Linked DNA regions of Homo sapiens: region 1 is linked to region 2. Evidence: chromatin loops called from intact Hi-C (ENCODE). Cell type or tissue: heart left ventricle. All regions are shown on one strand. Each heading gives the region's core, and the rest is flanking DNA. Links, peaks and the distances in the headings are about the cores only. Region 1 has its middle 14 kb from the start of LPCAT3. Region 2 holds the start of MIR200C (microRNA 200c).

Region 1 (5,369 bases), core at 243-5,242, 67 kb before region 2:
TGCCTGGATTGGGCTGTTGTAGTTTTCCATTGACATTAATCACAGGCATGACAATACTAAGAGATGCTCTCAGGGGTCTCCTGTATTCCAGGCATGTTCCTCCTTACCTTCATTGTGAAGAGGCAGTCCAATTTCCCCTTGGTAGACAGGATCAATCACCAACCAGCCCAGTAATTCCCTTCTTTGCCTGTTGATTCAGAGGTATAAGGAGGGTGAAGTGACTGGGTGGCAGTCTTAAGATCCAGTTCAATTGAATCATTGCTGTCTCTTGGTGGGAGAATTATTCCCATTGGAACTAAGACCAGTAGACTGGCATAGCATAAGGTTTCAGAAACAGGAAGCAAAAATCCTGCTAGTGGGTCACTAGAGATAATAGTGAGTGGTGCTGCTCCCTTTTCCACCCCTTGATTCCTGAACCAGTGAATCTTGGCTATGGGAGAAACAGCACCATATGATGGATGCTGATTCAGAGCACATTTAGCCCCCTGGAGAACATATTGCTGCAGCCCTGCAATATATTGCCATCTAGCTGGTGCTGTAACTGCATCTTCAAATAATCCTATCATCTTATCAAGCCCATTGGTTCATGAAACATGGTAAGACCAGTGAATTCCATGAGGATGGGCTCACTGCTACACTTCTTTTGCTGAGAAGTGAGTTCCTAAATCAGAAGCAATGCTGAGTGGAATATCATGACAATGGATAAAGCATTCTATAAGTCCACAAATGGTAATTTTGGCAGAAGCTGTGTATGTAAGGATGGAAAATTGTTATCCAGAGTAAATTTCTGTTCCAATGAGAACAAAATACTGCTTCTTCCAAGATGAAAATAGTCTAATGTAATCAATCTGCCATCAGGTAGCTGGCTGATCATGCTGGGAAATGAGGCCATATCAGGGACTCTGTGTTGGTCTCTGCTGCTGGCAGATAGGGCATTCAGCAGTGGCTGTAGCCAGGTCAGCCTTGGTGAGTGGAAGTCCATGTTACTAAGCCCATGCATAATGTCCATCCTGGCCACCATGGCCACTTTATTCATGAGCCCACTGGGCAACGGCAGGGGTTCCTAGAGAATAAGGCTAACTGGTATCTACAGAATGGGTTATCCAATCAATTTATTATTTTAATAGATAACTTCTGAGATTACCCTCTAGTAAGCATTCACATGGGACACAAATATCTTTATTTTCCCATTCAAGATGTCTATCCATATACCTCTTCCCCAAATTTCCTTGTCACCAATTATCCAATCATGTTCCTTCCAAGTCCCTGATCATCCATCCAAACCATTGACCACAGAACATGAATCAGAATATACTTGCACATCTGGTGTCTATCTTTTCAAGAAAAGTGAACGGACTTAAACTGCTTAAACTTCTGCCCACTGGGCCACGTGCATGGTGCAAGCCTGTAATCCCAGCAACTCAGAACGGTGAGGCAGAGGATTGCTTGAGCCCAGGAGCTCAAGACCACCCTACGAACATAGCTGACACTGACCCTATAAATTTTATAAAAGTAACCAAGGAAGAAGATAGGGGATAAATGAAAATTAACCCAGCTTGCAGCACACTCAGCATTGATCAATAGGTCAGCCTGCTCCCTGATCTGCTTCTTCATGGTTGTTTGGTGCCTATTGTCCTAAAATCATGTAGACCTTAAATTATTCCCCTAAACTATCCTATAGATAACACCTAAATATTATGAAACATTAAGATTTCCCTTTGAGCTAGGTGAGGCGGTTTGTGCCTGTCATCCTAGCACTTTGGGAGGCTGAGGTGGAAGGATTGCTTGAGCCCTGGACTTTGAGACCAGCCTGAACAATATAGTGAGACCTTGTCTCTAAAATTAAAAAAATTAAAAAAATAAAAAAAATTCCCTTTGAGATGGTCCTTCAGGTCCTGCATTCTGAGGAAACTATTCAGCTGAGAACCCCATGGCCACCAGCTGATCTGAAAGATTCCACTGACTAACTTGGTCTGAAGGGTCCCACTAACTCAACTGGTCTGAAGAATGCCATTCATTCAACTGGTCTAAAGGACCCACTGACTCCAGTGGATCTGAAGGACCCTACTGATACTAGCTGATCTGAAGGATCCCACTGACACCAGCTGATCTGAAGGACCCCACTGACACCAACTGATCTGAAAGATCCCACCGACTAAGCTAGTCTGAAGGGACCCACTGACTCAGCTGATCTGAAGAACCCCACTGACTTAGCTGATCTGAAGAACCCCACTGACTTAGCTGATCTGAAGGACCCAATTGATACCAGCTGATCTGAAGGACGCCACTGACTTCAGCTGATCTGAAGAACCCCACTGACACCAGTTGATTGGAACGATCCCACTGACTCAGCTAGTCTGAAAGATCCCACTGACTCAGCTGATCTGAAGGACTCCTCTGACTCCAGCTGATCTGAAGGACTCCACTGACTCCAGCTGATCTGAAGGACCCCACAGACACCAGCTGATCTGAAGAACCCCACTGACTTGACTGGTCTAATAGACCCCAGTAACTGAGCTGGTCTGAAGGACCCAACTGACAGCAGCTGATCTAAAGGACCCCACTGACACCAGCTGATCTGAAGGACCCCAGCTGGTCTGACTCAGCTGGTCTGAAAGACCCAATTGATACCAGCTGATCTGAAGGACCCCACTGACTCAACTAATCTGAAGAACCCCATAATGCCAGCTGATCTGAAGGGACCCACTGACACTAGCTGGTCTAAAGGACCCCACCGACACCAGCTGGTCTGAAGGACCCCATGAGGAGCTGACTCACCAAAGAATGCAGTTTCCACGTCCTGATTATTTTATCTCTCTTGTGCTGCCCAATCAACGATCCCAATTCTCCAGCCTCTCATCCTCCACAATCCCCTTAAAAACCCCAGCTCAGAACTCCTAGAGGACATGAAGTTGAGAATCTCCTCCCAGCTCCGCATCTGGCTGCCCATGATAATTAAATGTTTTCTCTTCTGCATCCCTGCTGTCTCACTGTAATTGGTCTATTACTGTGCAGGAGGCATATGAACCTGTTGGTCATGTAACAAAGTGAGATCCCATCTCTTTTTATTTCTTTTTTAGATTTTGTTAAACCATGGCATTTATTGACAAATAATAATAGTGACAATAATAGTGAAAAATCATTGAAATTCTTCAGATAAACTAGTTGCTGCAATAGCTGCTCTCTTGGGTTTAGGTGGTGTTCCTCCACAGAATCCATGCTTGAATCTGTGGTATACAATTTTCAGGTGCTTCATGCAATCAGTCCTGGTGGTATTTTGTCTTTTAGCCTTTGCACTCCAGTTACACTTTCTCTTGCACTTGGCAGGGTAGTCATAGTTGTCACAAGTAGACTTCTGAAGGTGCTAGGCCTTAGAGCCATGGCAGTGGCACAACATGTGTGTCTTATTGCAATGCTTTCAAAACAATGACGTTCCCTTCATCATCTCACTTCTGCAGGCTAGACCAAAGAGACTGGAGACCTTGTCTCTTAATAAAAAATTTAAAAATATAAGTTATGTCCACTGAGAGTGCTTTCCTTCATCACTGTCCTTCAGGGATGTCACAGAAAGGGGCTGTAGTGCTGCAGCACTCTTGGGTGGTGCATATGTTCATGCAGAACCAGGCCTAAGTCTTCCCTTCTGTCAACTGATCACAGGCAACTCCCCATTAAGTCACAGGGGCAATCTAGGAGACAAATGTAGTGTAGCAGTGATGGTGGCATTGGCCTGTCTGGAGCAGCCACTGTGGGAATGCTAGCTGCAGTGGGAAAGGTGAGTCCAGGGCTGCGCACACTGTGAAGCCAGTGGGGGCTAGAAACATGCAGGAGCCCCGCCCCCTACTGAGTTGGCAGGGCAGGAGCCCTGGACTCCTGGGTGCAGCTACAGCCACCCAGCCATGGCTCTGGACCAGGGCATCCCTGTCCTCTCAGTGGGCCAGGAAGCCACTATGCTCCTTCAGGCTCAGAAGTGTCTGCTCTTGCTCCCTGGCCTCTCCCCTCTCCCAGCACACGCTCCAATTTTGGAGCAAAGTTGAAGCTGAGCCTGGTGTTGTCACAACCCTGTGGGTGTGCACATGATCAGGGCACCACCAACGTGCCAGCCCCTCCTGCTTCAGTTCTCTCCAGACTTTTGGGCACCAGTGAGCACAGGAGGGAGACCAAGGTGGGGGCGCCAAGGGAAGCTCGGTACAGGCCTCCGGGCACCCCTTGGTACAAATAGCCTGGGTGGCACGTTGATGGTGGCAGGAGGCAGACAGGCTCCTGGGTGAAAAGGGGTGGGTCTCTGATGAAACCCCACCTTCAGGCCAGGGATGTCCTGAAGCCAGGCTGCCAGTTCTGGGTGGAGTCCATGCCCTGGAGTGAGAACTTATGGTGCTTTTTCCAGGCCCACCCATAGCCACCCATGGACAAATCAGCACATATTTCCTCCCTTCTGAGCCCATAAAACCTGGACTCAGCCAGATGTGAATAGGTGTTGGGACTACCAGTTGCAGAAAGGGGCTACCCACTACAGGTCTCCTTTCTGCTGAGAGCTGGACAGCCATTGGGCCAACCTACCTGCAGAAAGGAGCTACCCACCATGGGTCTCCTCTCCACTGAGAGCTGGACACTCATCAGGATGACCCACCCACCTGTGGAAAGGAGCTACCCACTACAGGTCTCCTGAGAGCTGTTCTATCACTCAATGAAGCTCCTCTCCACCTTGCTCACCCTCCAGTTGTCTGCATACCTCATTTTTCCTGGATGCGGGACAAGAACTCAGGACCTGCTGAATGGTGGGACTGAAAGGGCTGTAACACAAAGAGGCCTGAAACATGGTCCCCTGCTTGCCACATTGTGGGTGACAAGAAGGAGAGAAGAGCTGTGGGGCCCTCCAGGGAGCCCAGACCTAGGGGCTCCATGAGCCAGGGCTGTGACACCCTCTTTGGGGCTCTACGGTTCCTGGCGTCTCCAAGCTTCTGGGCACCACCATGTTCCCCTTGTCCAGACACGTGTGGTATAGCTGGTCCAGCTGCAGCCTTGCATGGAGCCAGCATCTAAAGCTGCCACCTGCCCTGCCGCAGCAACCTGCATGCCTGACTGTGTGCAGTGGCTAGACCCCACACTCACTCGCTCACATACCCCTTGCCACTCTGCACCTGGCTCACCCTTGGCAGGTGTGGGATCCGGGCCAGTAGTGTGAGCTGACCACAACCTGCCAGGCCAAGTGGGCAGAACAAGCCCAGTGGGCATGAGCAGTACTCGGGCAGAAGGCACCACCAGCCACAGAGGTTTCCAGTGGGCAAAGTGACACCCCAAGGATCCCGTGACAACAGGAGGCGCGACAGTGGACATTTGGGCCACTTCTTTTTTTTTTTTTTTGAGACAGA
Region 2 (5,369 bases), core at 308-5,307:
ACAGGGAGGAACATGAAGGAGAAAATGCTTGGGAAAGGGTGTTTGGCCTTGACCAGCCACTGCTGACCTCAATCTCAGACCTACAGATGGTGAATATCTCCCTGCGAGTGTTGTCTCGACCCAATGCTCAGGAGCTTCCTAGCATGTACCAGCGCCTAGGGCTGGACTACGAGGAACGAGTGTTGCCGTCCATTGTCAACGAGGTGCTCAAGAGTGTGGTGGCCAAGTTCAATGCCTCACAGCTGATCACCCAGCGGGCCCAGGTCTGACTCCCACCACCATCTGCGTGGTGTCAGCCTTTCCTTCCTAGGCCCAGAGTATTGGGAATTAGGAAAGGCAGCTTATTAGAAAAGCATTGTCACCCTAGTGCCATTTCCACCTAAAAGCTGTGCTAATTGCCACTGTGAAATAAGGAGAGCCAGCATTAGAACTCGATAGCACTCGGTGTTAGGAAGCACAGAGGAAAATGGCCAAGTCTTGGCTTTTCCTGCACCTCTTCGAGCAGAGAGGCTTATGTTACAGGTTTGCCTGACAGGAAGCTAAGGCAGTGCATGTTGTATTGAGAGTGAAGGGTTAGGGGTCGCAACCTTCCTTTCAGCTCCCCAGTCCCCTCAAACCACCCCTCCCTTCCCCTCTTCACCCCTGCCCTCAGGTATCCCTGTTGATCCGCCGGGAGCTGACAGAGAGGGCCAAGGACTTCAGCCTCATCCTGGATGATGTGGCCATCACAGAGCTGAGCTTTAGCCGAGAGTACACAGCTGCTGTAGAAGCCAAACAAGTGGGTGAGTCGCAAGAGCCGTGGGGTGAGGGCTTCTGAGATGCAGGAGGAGGAAAGACTCCATGGGTGGGGCTCCTGACCCAGGACAGGGTCTCCCTGACTCTCTCCCACCACAGCCCAGCAGGAGGCCCAGCGGGCCCAATTCTTGGTAGAAAAAGCAAAGCAGGAACAGCGGCAGAAAATTGTGCAGGCCGAGGGTGAGGCCGAGGCTGCCAAGATGATATCCTTCTGCTGGAGAGATCTCAGCCCAGCCCCTAGGGCACCTGAGTTCCCCATTCTCCTTCATGGGCAGGCTGATGAGACTAAGGCGAATGCGACTCCGTGCTCTCTGGCCCTTGGCTCCTTGTTGGGGGTGGGGACTACAGATGAGATCTGAAATCTTAGTGGTAGTACCTGAGCCATGACTCCCCACTGTAAGGCCAGATCAATAGCATTGGTGGCCTTGCCTTCATTTCTGGTGCTGCCCCTAGTTCCTGGCAGCAGCCTGCAGGGAGGCCCACAGGTGGGGTCCACGGTAGGGCTGGGCACAAGCCACCTGAGCGCAACCTTGGATCTGACAGCCCAGAGGAGGACTGGAGCAAGGGAGTGTGGTAAGGACAGGGCCAGGGATTGAGACCTGCCCTTGCGTGTACCTTAACCCTCCTCACCTTGGAGAAGCACTGAGCAAGAACCCTGGCTACATCAAACTTCGCAAGATTCGAGCAGCCCAGAATATCTCCAAGACGGTGAGTGTGTCAGCCCAGCGTCTCTGATGGGGCTGCCTTGAGAAAGTGCTTTCAGTTAAGGCACATTGAGGTGAGGGAATTCGAACCTTGCTTGTTCCGGTTTCTACTCAGATTGGCTTCTCTGGCCGGCGCGGTGGCTCACGCATGTAATCCCCGCACTTTGGGAGGCCAAGGTGGGTGGATCACCTGAGGTCAGGAGTTCGAGACCAGCCTGGCCAACATGGTGAAACCCCATCTCTACTAAAAATACAAAAGATAATGAGCCCGCTGTGGTGGCGTTTAGCTATATTCCCAGCTACGCAGGAGGCTGAGGCAGGAGAATCACTTGAACCCAGGAGGCGGAAGTTGCAGTGAGCTGAGATCATGCCACTGCACTCCAGCCTGAGCAACAGAGCAAGACTCCGTCTCAAAAATAAATAAATAAAAAATTGGCTTCTCCGATACTCCTCCTGTCAAGAATGATTCCTCTGGGTTCCCTGACCTTTTGTTCTAATCATAGCTGCTGCTCAGCGCTCTGGATCCCTAAGTGCGAGCAGAAACCATGTGTTACTCATTGCTGCACCCCTGCCCTAATCTGCATGTGTTCCATGTTAAGTAGCTGCTGAATTGCAGGGGTCGGAATTGAGGTCTTTGCTTAATGCAAGCATCTGTCTTATTTCCTGCCCTGTAGATCGCCACATCACAGAATCGTATCTATCTCACAGCTGACAACCTTGTGCTGAACCTACAGGATGAAAGTTTCACCAGGTGAGAGATGTGGCCACACTGTGGGGTATCACCAAGAACGTGGGACCTGAGTCTGGTTGTTTGGGCTCTGGAGCCTGCTACAGCTATTCATATGGCTCAGAGACATTGAACCAAAATTAGAAAAGGGGGTGGTTGACAGTTTCTATCTTGCATCTCATAGGATTGATTTTATGAGATCAAATAGGATTATTCACATAAAAAGCACTTTAATTATAAAGTTTTCATCTAACCAAAAAGTGATGAAAGATGATACTCAGTTTTCTTACTCAAGAGCCCTCAAACTCCTCTGGTGAATGGAGGGATGTTAGGAAAGGAGATGAGAAATAGCAGTGGCCATGAGAACATGCCTCCTCCTTTCATGAGCCTGAGATTCCTGGCTGTCAACCCTGTTTATCTTTTCTCTTGGGAGCAAAGGAGGGTTCAAAGCTGAGTGGGGCCTGAAGCTGTCAATTAACATGTGCATTTCTCTTCTCTGTTTCTTGTTCATCTGGCGATCTGGCACCACAGGGGAAGGTAAGCTGTTGTTGCTTCTGTGGGGTCCTGCAGGCCACCTTCTCCAGTACCCGCCTCCTACCCTACCCCCTTTCCCACCTCCCCGAAGACAAACCCTCAATCAGGGTAGGAGGGTCGTAGAGGGAATGGCCTAGAGTGTCCTGCCTCTCACATTTATGTCCCCTAATAATGTCATTATCTATCTTTTTTTTCCTACAGTGACAGCCTCATCAAGGGTAAGAAATGAGCCTAGTCACCAAGAACTCCACCCCCAGAGGAAGTGGATCTGCTTCTCCAGTTTTTGAGGAGCCAGCCAGGGGTCCAGCACAGCCCTACCCCGCCCCAGTATCATGCGATGGTCCCCCACACCGGTTCCCTGAACCCCTCTTGGATTAAGGAAGACTGAAGACTAGCCCCTTTTCTGGGGAATTACTTTCCTCCTCCCTGTGTTAACTGGGGCTGTTGGGGACAGTGCGTGATTTCTCAGTGATTTCCTACAGTGTTGTTCCCTCCCTCAAGGCTGGGAGGAGATAAACACCAACCCAGGAATTCTCAATAAATTTTTATTACTTAACCTGAAGTCAAGGCTTCACGTGTTCATGAACTGGGTAACTGGCAGCAAGCATGCGCACGTTCACATGTGCGCTCCTGGGTCTGTCTTTGTGTGTGCCAGCAGGGGGCGCAAAAGAATCTGGCTGGGGCGGCTAAGGGGAAGCAAGGCCTGGGCTCCGAAACAGGACCCAAGCTGGGAAGGCTGGCCCTGAGTTCTCGAGGCCCAGCTGTGCTCTTCACACACCCTCCATTTCTCCCACATCACCCATTTTTTTAAGGCTGGACAGCCATGGCTTTGCTGAGCCAGATTAAAAATCTGATGACCCCAACAGGAGCTGCTTCCTTGGCAGCAGGGTTCCTTGTGGCTGTGGGGAGCCTGCCTGTGCCTGTTGAGGCACTTCTGTGCCCAGAAGCCCAGTGGATCGCGTGGCCTGCTGTAGGCCCCCCAGACTCCATTTCTCAGTCACCAGGCGTGAGGAGCTGCTAGCTAACAGGCCTCCCCTGGGGAGGTGGGCTTTTCATGCCCGCAGTTCCGGGGCCAACAGAACAGGTGCCTGTCTGTTCAGTCCACAGATAAGCTGACACTTATCTTCCCAAGACAGGCCTTCCCGAATCTCAGGCACCAGAGAAACAGAGCCACCGTTTATACCTGAATCTCCCACTACTGCCCATTTCCCATCCCTGCGGGGAGACAAGGAAGATGTGGAACTCAGACAAAACATAGGTGCAAAGTATGTCCAGGAACTGCCAAATGCAGATAGGGCAGCAGGTGGATCTGAACAGAGGGACTGGGTTAATCTGCTTCGATTTTTAAGATATTTTTCTCTGCTTGGGGTTGAGTATCATGAAAGACAAAGCAGACGTCGCAGCCCCAATCCTGAGTTGCTGGGAGGCTAAGATGAGATAAACAACTAGACAAAAGACAGGTCAAGTGACTTGGATCAGTCTTCCTCATGTTCCCCTTCACACTTTATTTATTTCATGCTCCCAAGGCGGGAAGACAATGGAGGTGCCTAGGGAACCAGTGTTTCCACATCTTGCTGCAGCTGTAAAGGCAGCCATTTTGTCTCCTTCCCATTGTTCCCCTTTGCCTAGTGATTCGTCCCCCATCCAGAGGGGTGAAGGTCAGAGGTTGTTGGTCAGTAGTCCTCCATGGTCTTCAGGGCTCCCTGAAGGTTACTGCCGAGAGAACCCACCCGGGAGCCATCTTTACCAGACAGTGTTAGGAGCTTCACAATTAGACCATCCAACACTGTACTGGAAGATGGACCCAGGGCCGGCCGACAGAGAACTACGGTGCGCGCTCACCAGTTGCTACAGGGGACCCTGGCCACAGGCCAGGTGAGGTCTCTTGAGAGGGGGCGAGCCAACCCCAAGCTCAAGGTCGACTGTGGGTTCTGGATCCACCAGGTGACAAATCGCACTGGGTGGGAGGAGGGGCTGGGGCCCATTGTGTCCCTTAGTGGCAGCCAGCCAACAAGAACCACCCCTTGTGCAACGCTCTCAGCTCAAGACGAGGGGCTTCCGGGGTGCGTGGGAAGTGGGGAGGGGGCTGCAGCCAGCTAAGGGCTGGGGACCTGAGGCGATGGATGTTGCTGACACAGGGACAGGGGCCTCCATCATTACCCGGCAGTATTAGAGACTCCCAACCGCACCCAAACACTGCTGGGTAAGACGAGGGCCCCCGCCCAGCCCGCCCACCTTGGGTCAGGCAGCTTCAGGCCCAGGATCCCTGCGGAAAAGCTGCAGATCCCTGGCTCCCATCCCCCCACCACCCGAGTCCCTGGGGACACTTCCTGGTGAGCCCTGCTGCCCGCCACCAGCCACACCCTGGGTCGCTGATCACGAGGCCCAGGTTGCAGTCCAAGCAGGCCCTCCGAAGCCCCTCGACCGTCGGCCCGCCGCCTCTGAGCCACCTTCCCCTACCCCCGGCAGCCTTTCCCGACCCGCGACACACACCGATTTACCCACCCTCATCCCCCCTCTGCAGTCCCAAGCTCAGCCCAGGACCTCTCCCCTGGTGGCCTTTACCTGTCACCGGGCCCACCTGCCCCCAGAGAGTGGGTGCTGGGGAG

What was found. Hi-C counts contacts between places; a loop is a spot of excess contacts. Peaks named below come from ENCODE experiments on the same cell type or tissue, not always from the same donor. Only the 100,000 strongest peaks of a DNase experiment are listed, where the experiment ranks them.
Region 1: it touches region 2 in a loop (2.6-fold over the local background); 10 of 110 quality-filtered maps call a loop at or near these places.

What each region holds. Positions count from the first base shown.
Region 1 is chr12:7,030,184-7,035,552 of GRCh38, reverse strand. It overlaps the pseudogene RPL37P20. Among named protein-coding and RNA genes, the nearest start is that of LPCAT3, 14 kb to the right of the region's middle. In heart left ventricle, for the core only: no CTCF peak of the experiment used is centred there; no DNase peak of the experiment used is centred there.
Region 2 is chr12:6,963,305-6,968,673 of GRCh38, reverse strand. It overlaps PHB2 (prohibitin 2), which reads left to right. Exons shown (of 10, transcript NM_001144831.2): 4 at 79-263; 5 at 653-782; 6 at 895-998; 7 at 1,426-1,503; 8 at 2,174-2,250; 9 at 2,758-2,763; 10 at 2,962-3,347. The coding sequence ends at 2,989. It overlaps MIR200CHG (MIR200C and MIR141 host gene), which reads right to left. Exons shown (of 2, transcript NR_135032.1): 1 at 5,326-5,369; 2 at 4,227-4,473. MIR200C (microRNA 200c) reads right to left here and starts at 4,975; the gene lies at 4,908-4,975. It overlaps MIR141 (microRNA 141), which reads right to left and starts at 4,577; the gene lies at 4,483-4,577. It also overlaps SCARNA12. RefSeq lists enhancers at 1,111-1,611, 3,683-3,732. In heart left ventricle, for the core only: CTCF peaks have their summits at 3,189 and 3,414 (motif pointing right); DNase peaks (open chromatin) are centred at 3,433 and 5,216; H3K27ac peaks cover 522 bases.